Regions from separate parts of the Homo sapiens genome. Here region 1 is linked to region 2. Evidence: chromatin loops called from intact Hi-C (ENCODE). Cell type or tissue: MCF 10A. All regions are shown on one strand. Links, peaks and the distances in the headings refer to the core of each region. The heading gives the core; the rest is flanking DNA.

Evidence for each region. A loop is a pair of places that touch in the nucleus more often than their neighbours do. Peaks named below come from ENCODE experiments on the same cell type or tissue, not always from the same donor. Only the 100,000 strongest peaks of a DNase experiment are listed, where the experiment ranks them.
Region 1: a loop joins it to region 2, with 4 times the contacts of the local background. A loop is called at or near these places in 1 of 110 quality-filtered maps.

The regions. Positions count from the first base shown.
Region 1 is chr5:53,417,270-53,421,666 of GRCh38, forward strand. No RefSeq gene overlaps it. Among named protein-coding and RNA genes, the nearest start is that of FST, 61 kb to the right of the region's middle. In MCF 10A, for the core only: no CTCF peak of the experiment used is centred there; DNase peaks (open chromatin) are centred at 1,692 and 2,222.
Region 2 is chr5:53,301,161-53,305,557 of GRCh38, forward strand. It overlaps LOC107986380 (a long non-coding RNA gene), which reads right to left and starts at 3,741. Exons shown (of 2, transcript XR_001742510.1): 1 at 3,616-3,741; 2 at 1-851. In MCF 10A, for the core only: no CTCF peak of the experiment used is centred there; a DNase peak (open chromatin) is centred at 2,161.

The DNA of each region.
Region 1 (4,397 bases), core at 157-4,156, 120 kb after region 2:
AGCACAGGGACAAAGGATATATACATTTAAAAAGGCTGTGTTTAATTTCTGTTCCATTTGGTGAGTGGAGTGGCAGGGGTTGAGGGGATGAGCTAGGCCTGTTTAGTCACACTGGGGTATAGAGTAGGAGATTTCTCTTTTCAACCATCACCCCTCTAGGTGTCAAGGGCCCCACCTGGAAGGCTCTCACCAATGCTGATATGAAGGGCATCTACGCAGATCCTCAGCACAGGTTACATATAATATTCACTCAAATGAAAACTGAATGGTCCACAGACACTGACTTTGCTCCCAAGTGATTCCCGGATGTTAGCAATAGATGTACTCAATCTACTATAGGCTGGAGCCCACTCCATTCCTACCCACAAAATCTCTCCAGGTCCTACTGTGCCTTGACCTTGCTATATACATTTTTAAGGATTTTTCAAATTTTGGGAAATTTGCCTTTTGCTTACCAGTTGAGCATCTGAAACTCAAAAATTCAAAATCCAAAATGCTCCAATGAGCATTTGCCTTGGATGTCTTGTCAGCACTGGAAAAGGTGCAGATTTTGGAGCATTTCAGATTTTAGATTTTCAGATTTGGGATGCTCGACCTGTACTTGTAAGCTGCTTCAAACTCCCTTTCCAATGCATTGGTCTACAAGTAAGTAAATAAGAAAAATTATGTTCTGTAGGATAGGAGGCAGCAAACTACAGTCTCCAAGTCAAATCTGGCATGCAGCCTGCTTTTATAAATAAAGTTTTATTGAAATACTGCCACATCTATTCATTTCCATATTGTCCATGGCTGCTTTCTATTACAACTGCAAAACTGAGTAGTTGTGATAGAGGCCTATGGCCTCCAAGCTTAAAATATTTTCTGTCTGGCCCTTTACAGAAAAAGGTTGCTGACCTGTTCTTCAGAATCAGGCTACAACAACGAAGCTAGGGTCTGTACTCACATACACCCCTATTTGTTCGATGAGCTTGTTCAGCTCCATATAACTTCCTTATTTTACTTATGAATGTCTTATACTATATTAATGCATCGTTAATACATCTGGCCTTCATAACTTCAGACCTTGCCATAATTAATTTTTAAATTTCACTCCTCTTCTCATTCAATTTTGATTCACAATTTATGAACACACACTATATTTCAGTTACCCAAATTAATAATGAACATGCAAAGTGGTATTTTTCTCTCTGGAAATGAAAGACACACGTATTTTCAAATGCTTGGTGAGCAGCACTATTGATATTTCTCTTTCTCTTATTCCAAGTAAATATTATGCCGCGTCTGTGTGGTCATAGCCATTTCCATCACAAAAGACTCTACAAACCCAGGATTACCTCATCCCAATAGAAACAAAGGGGAAAAGGGAATTAGGCTGAAGGGAAAGCTAAAGTAAAACCATCTTCAGCGATTTCAAAGGGACTCAGAAATAACAAAGTATATTTCTTTCAAGTAAATGTGCCCTTTTTTCAAAAGACTACTGTGGCAGTCCTAAAAAATGCCATTAAATGCAAAGCATAGAAGAGAGAGATCATTAAAATTAAAAATCAATTAAATTCTAAAATTTAATTTGCCTAAATCAAATTAAATCACCCAAGAGAAAACACACAGCTACTTGAGAAGTGCATATAAAATTGCAAGATACTCCCGTCTCCTAAACAGCTAGTTAATCACTGTTTTCCAACTGACGTAACAAGGATGTGCTTGCGTGTATTGTTTACAAGACCAAATACATGATTAATAAAAAGACGTAGTTTAAAACACCCTCTTTTAATGTTTTTGTTACACAAGTGGACCCAGATTTGTGATTAAAACTCATCAGAGAAGCATGTGAAAAAGTGGTATGAATCATTACTGATTTCCTGCCTTGCCCCTTTCCAAAGAAACTCATCCTTTCCCCCAATTGAAAACACATAAAAAGTTGACAGTTATAAAACCATGTAGTAAGACAGCAATTTGTTTTTTAAAAATTTTTTACTCTCTAATACAAAGCCTTCTTCCCTAAATGCTAATATGTGACTTAAGTCCTTCCTAGAGGTACAAACATGATTCATAGTTTAATATAGCTAGAGATAATTTTAGAAAGAGCCCCTTTTGTTTAAATGAATGTGAAACCTTTTGCCAAGCCTTGAAACTGCTGCCTTCATTGGCATGTTGACTTGTAAAAGGTGAGATAGTCTTTGGTAGCCTTAACTAGAGTCTTGTACGAGGAAAAAAAAGAATGACTCAAGGATCTCAGGAGACTTTTTTTTACCCACATTACTGTGGTCCTACTGTCTGATGAAATCCAAGGGTTGTTCAAGTACAAAACAATTTTCACAACTTCACAGGATGTTGAAAGATCCATTTCCAAGCCTTCATATCCAGGAGTCCTTCCCAAACTAACATTCATCGTTTTGCCTTTTTTTCCTTTCATCCAGGTGCTCTGGGAATTAGTTATTGAATTCATTTTCTCCCACCATTCCCAGCCCCATGACTACATCCCCTTTATAAAGTGTAAACTATACCACTTTGGGGCAAAACGTGAAGAAAATGTCTCTTTGGCCTCCCTGATCTACGCTTTTAATATTTCTTTTAACGTTGCTCTTTTCTTCCAGGAATCTAGCACCATGTGCTGGGTTCTGTATTAGTTATGTATTGCTGTTTAACAAATTATCCAAAAACTTAATGACTTAAAATAATAATTATTTATTACCTCACACAATTTCTGTGGGCTAGGAACTTAGCTTGGTGGGTTCCGCCTCAGACTCCCTCAAAAGGTTAGAGTCAAAACGTCAGCTGGGGTTACAGTCACTGAAGGTTGCATTGGGGCTGAAGAATCCACTTCCCACGTGGCTCACTCACATACTGCTAACTGGTGCTGGTTGCTGGCAGCAGGCCTCAGTTCCTTACCCCAAGAAACTATGGGGCTGTTTGGGTGTCCTCATGACATCGCAGCTGGCTTCCCGTAAGAGAAGTTGATCTGAGGGATCTCATAGAGTAAGGCAGAAGCCTCTGGAAGTCACACTTAGGAGTCATTTCCACAATGTACTATTGGTTACTAAGGTAACCCTTATTCAAAATGGGAGAGAACAACACAGAGTGTGACTAACAAGAAGTGAGAATCACTGGAGGTCATCCTGGAGGTGACCACAGACCCTAATGGCCCAAGGTCTTCCACCCTGTCCCAGGCTGCCTTTGTCCTGGCAGTCCTCTCCAGATGGCCTCCCCAACGAAAGCAAATCTTTCATGAGTGTATTCTGTCAGTTCCCTATTCTTTACTAAGGTAATGCTGCTGATCTGTTACTGAAATTTTGCTAATGTGCTCAGAGAATGCTGCAGGGGAAAAGTGTAGCTTTTTGCACACATTCTCCTTCATCAGCAAATAAAAGAGTCAAGGCCTTGACTAAACACTGATTCTCAGGGTGGAAGCACCAGGTCTACTATAAACAGATGGGGAAATGTCCTATTATTTAGTCCTGGAAAATTTCACCATGTAGGCATATACCTGCTTCAACAACTCCTAAGTCTGAGTTTATAGGGACAATTTGGACAATAGGATTATTCTAGTCACAACAAGTTTTTACTTCAGCTCTCTGACTATTCCCTGTGCACACTTATGCATCCTCAGAGCCTGGCAGAGACCACTCAACAAATACTAATCTCATGAAAAAAGGAAGGTCTAGACAGACTTCATAGTATTGATAGAGATACACACCTGCTTCATAGAAACTCAAGAGGTACAGCTTCAATAAAAAAGAACAGAGGAAAAGCAAAAGAAAAAATCATTGAATACACTTTACATCAATGCAACCCAGTTACTATCAGAAAAGAACAATTAGAAGCAGAGCTCTCTGAAATTAAAAAAGCGAAGAATGGGATTACTTCATTCAAGTTATGTCTTTGAAATTAAAAACAAAAGAACTACAAACAGTAATTGTTAGTCAGAGACTAATAATAATAATTTCACTTACTGAGCATCTAACTTGGGCCATGTACATCATACATTATCAATACCTCTTTCAACAACCCTGCAGGGCAGATAGGTATTAGGATTCTCATTAGAAAAGGAAAAACAAACATGAAACAAATGGCTAGTTTAGAGAGGCAGAACAGGGATTTAAACCCAGGTTTGTCTGACTTCAAAGCACAACCTTTTCTCCAATGCCACACTGACTAACCTGTTGTCTTTAACAACAACATAAAAAAAAAAAAAAAGAAAGCAAAAAAATAACCAGGCTCACTGACTACTACCAATGGAAGTTAAGGTAGCTCTTTGACTCCTCTATCATCTACCTGGGCTCATGGGTGCAAGTATTATCAGATTGGCTCAGTGCCCAATCACAGGCCTGCTAGAGCCAGGGACTTGATATGGTTCATCCCTAACTGTACAATGCTCTTTTGAGGGGTGTGGAAAAAAT
Region 2 (4,397 bases), core at 114-4,113:
CTGGCTACTCAGCTCCCTCTGAGTCTCTGACAGAACTCTCTTCCTTGACTCTTCCTAGCTTCTATAATGGCGGTCACTGGAAGCTGTGCAACTGTATCATACAATCTATACAAATATGGATAGCTCTGTTTCCTAGGGCTGCTATAACAAGAAAATGTGCCACAAACTTTGGTGGCTTAAAACAACAGGTATTTATTATCTTACAGTTCTAGAGATTGGAAGTCCAAAGTTAAGTTGTCAGTAGGGCCGTGCTTTCTCTGAAGGTTCTAGAGGAGGGTCATTCCTTGAGTCATCCTAGCTTCTGGTGTTGCCGGCAATCCTTTATGTTCCTCAGCTTGCAATAACATCAGTTCAGTGTCTGCCTCTGTTGTCACACGGCACGCTCCCTGTGTATTTCTGTCTTCTCTTATTATAAGGACACCAGTCATATTGGATTAGGGTCCACCCTGATGAACTCGTCTTAAGTGAATTACATTTGCAAATAACCTATTTCCAAAAAAAGGTCACATTCACAATTACCAAAAGTTAGGACTTCAACATCTCTCTTTAGGGGACACAGTACAACCCATAACAACACCCAAGAGCATGCCTCTCTGGGCTGGACACCTTGGCAGAAACAGATTTGAGATATCCATGCATAGGGAGATTGTGTGACCAACTGCTTTAGTCCAGAGAGGTGCTCCAAAAGGCCCTGCAGGATCTCTGGAAGGTCCACACGGCACTCCCAGGATAGAGTTTGATTTAAACAATGGCCTCAACTCCAGGAAATGAGTGCCAGATGATGGCTGCATCTTGTAAGTATGCCTCTCCTTCCCTCATCTTTCTTATACCTTGCAGGAGTCCAACACCACCTGGGGAAATGATAGCAGAGGAAGAGAAGAACAAGGCAGGGGAACTAGAGAAGCCAGCAACATGCCCTTCACCCTGTAGGTTGGCCTGTAGCAGCCCTAAATTAGGTAAAGACCCAGCTTTTGTTTGCTTTTTAATTGTTACAGTAGGCATGACATATTAATTCTAAAATAAAACTCTTCTTATAACTGAAAGGGACATGATTTCTAGGAGTCAGTGGGGGAAAATATGGGGCCAAGGGCAGAGAAGAACTAGACCTACAGAAAGGGGTTTTGCTGGGAGTATATCAAAACGATAATGTTGTTTTGATTATAAGCCATGAGTCCCAATGTCCAGTACTCTGGCATCATATTTTATTTTACCAAATTGGCTCGAGAGGAAGTTGAAATCCTGGAGAGCTTTATAATCCCAGGAGAAATTGTAAATGTTTCCAAAGAATTGGCTCAGTTATTACATACTTTTTAAGAGAAAAATTAACATTAAAAACAAATTATCTTTAACTGGAAAAAATGAAAGTACTGAGATACTAATGGTGAGTGATAATACATAAAGATATCAAGTACTTAGAATTTTAGATTGACATGTAACCTTCCTAGTCTGTAGGCAGCATATTGTAACACTTAAATATCAACCGAGATTATAACAGCCTTTGATTTCACAACCAGTAAAACATCCACTCTAGAGCCTTCCAGTAATCCATTCAGTTATTCAGCCAGCATATTTGTCTCTCACAGAGCCCAAACTGCTTAAAATCTTTTACTAGTATGTTTATCAAAACAAACATAACCCATGTTAAGATGGTTAGATAGGAAGATTAAAGGCTTCTAAGCCCAAGAGGCTTTGACAACCAATTTTTATGTCTAGAAACAAACCACAGAAATTCAGCTTCTAATGACATGCAAATGGACCTTGAGCAGGAAAAGGAAAAGTTTGATGTCCACTGTAGAGTTGCTGTGTAAAAACTCATTCCTCAATCATATACTATAACCTTTGATTATAAAAATCCTAAGTGGTTGAAATAAGGTTAAAATGCAGTACATCCCCAGTCATGTAATAGCCTCAGGAAACTCTGACAGTATTAATAAATGTCCTTGCACTTCTCAGTTAACCTATAGGAATACTGAAGATCAATTCTAGTACTTTGCTCTAGGTGGGCCCAGATTGATAGCCTGGAACCTTATCAAAATAGGCACGTGGCACCAAGATGTTTCCTAGAAGTGCTCTCACTTCCTAGTGGATGTATTTCATTGTAACCCATCAATGATTCAGAGTACTGTGGTTTCAAAATGATTAATATGTAAGGGTTGTAACAATGTGAGTCAGATGAAGCAGAAAAGGTGTGAGGAAATAAAACCATTATAGGAAAGTACACCACAAATTTGTGGATATAGTTAGTCAGTGAAAAAGAGTATAATAGAGTGTGCAACCTTAGTCATTCACATTTTCTCCTCATCTGGCAAATGCAAATTACTTAGAGGATTCATGTAATGAATCACAAATGAAAATCATCATGGATTTTACTTTGCATTATTCTCTTAACATATTTATTTACGCCCCAATATGTGCCAGAAATTGTGCTAGGTGCACAATTGGACAGATGATAGGTAGGTAGGTAAATAGATAGGTAGATTAATAGTGTTAGGGTTGGAATGTGTCTGCAAAATTCATGTGTTGTAAACTTCATCCCCAGCACAACCATGTTGAGACGTGGGACCTTCAAGAGGTAATTAGATTATGAGGGCTCTGCCCTCACGAGTGAATTCCTGATAAAAGGATGATGATGTATTCAGCCCCCGTTTTCTCTCTTCCACCCCCTCTCTTTCTCCTGCACACATAATCTCTTGCCCTCCTGCCTTCTGCTATGAGATGACACAGGAAGAAGTTCCTCATCAGACGTGGGCCCCTCCATCTTCTACTTCCCAGTCTCCAAAGTTGTAAGAAATAAGTCTCTGGTTTTATAAATTACACAGTCTCAGGTATTCTGTTATAGCAACACAAAATAGACTAAGACAGACAGATAGGTAGGTAGAGAGACTATGATAGATAGATAGATAGATAGATAGATAGATAGATAGATAGATAGACACTCTTGGCCCTCAAAGAATTCCCATTCAGGAAAGGCCTCAGACAAGTAAATATTTTCTACTGACTAAAAGTCCAAAGACATAATTAAGTATTCAGGGCCAGAACATGGATTTTGAAACTCCCCTGAGGAATTTATGTGCCCAAGCCATTGAATTGGATTGGTCCTTGATATATTTATAGCACTCAGTGTCAATTTTTTTCCATGAAGCACAAAATAATACTAAGTTCTTAAGTCCCTTAGGGATAACTTATTGCAAGTTAGTAATGTGAATTTAAAATACTCCCTCATTTTGTTCACCTCTAAAATGATGGAATATGGGAAAAAACTCACATATTTTATGAAAGTTGTTTGGCATAGCTAAAATGATAAATTTTTAAATAAATACATTTAACTCTTTAGTTGTGTTAAGACCCTAGATTACTGAACAGCATGATGAGCTATTTTTTTCTTTTTAAAACTGGTACACAGAAAATTGCAATTCATCTCTAACTTAGGAACCACTAAAACTAAGGTCATTTAGAGCAATAATTGTGTCTTTATTCAATATGATATAACTGTAGTACTTAGCACAATCCCTTATTTATATTAAGTACTCAGTAAATATTGGTTGAATCAAGTAGTAGAATACTAATAGATCATGTGACTATAATAAAGTAACATTTCGGACAGTGCCAACTTACCAAATTTTCAGATGAATAAAGGAAACTGGCTCTTTATGAGTTTTCATTCTTCTCTTCATTCATTTATTTGTTTCTTTGTTAATATATTGATTCATTCAACCCACTGAGTGAGTGCCTATTATATGCAAAATGCTGTGGAAGGGAAAAAGACAAATCATACAGGGATCCCGTCCTCAAAGTTGACAGTCTAATAATAACATATCCGTAACACTTATACAAATACAAGACACACACATGGAAAGGCATAAACCGGTGTTGGCCAATATAGTAGCTACCAGCCACATGTGGCCATTGAACACTTGAAATGTAGTGTATCCAAATTGAGATGTAGAGTAAGTGTAAAGTATGCCCTAGGTATTGAAGACTCAATAGAAAAAAAGATGTAAAATATCTCATTAATTTTTTTGTTATTATACTTTAAGTTCCGGGAAACATGTGCAGAACATGCAGGTTTGTTATATGGGTATACATGTGCCATGGTGGTTTGCTGCACCCATCAACCCGTCATCAACATTAGTATTTCTCCTAATGCTATCCCTCCCCTAGCCCCCACCCCCCCAACAGGCCTGAGTGTGTGATGTTCCCCTCACTCTGTCCATGTGTTCTCATTGTTCAACTCCCACTTGAGTGAGAACATGTGGTGTTTGTTTTTCTGTTCCTGTGTTAATTTGCAGAGAATGATGGTTTCCAGCTTCATCCATGTCCCAGCAAAGGACACGAACTCATCCTTTTTTATGGCTGCATAGTATTCCATGCTGTATAGGTGCCACAATTCCTTTATC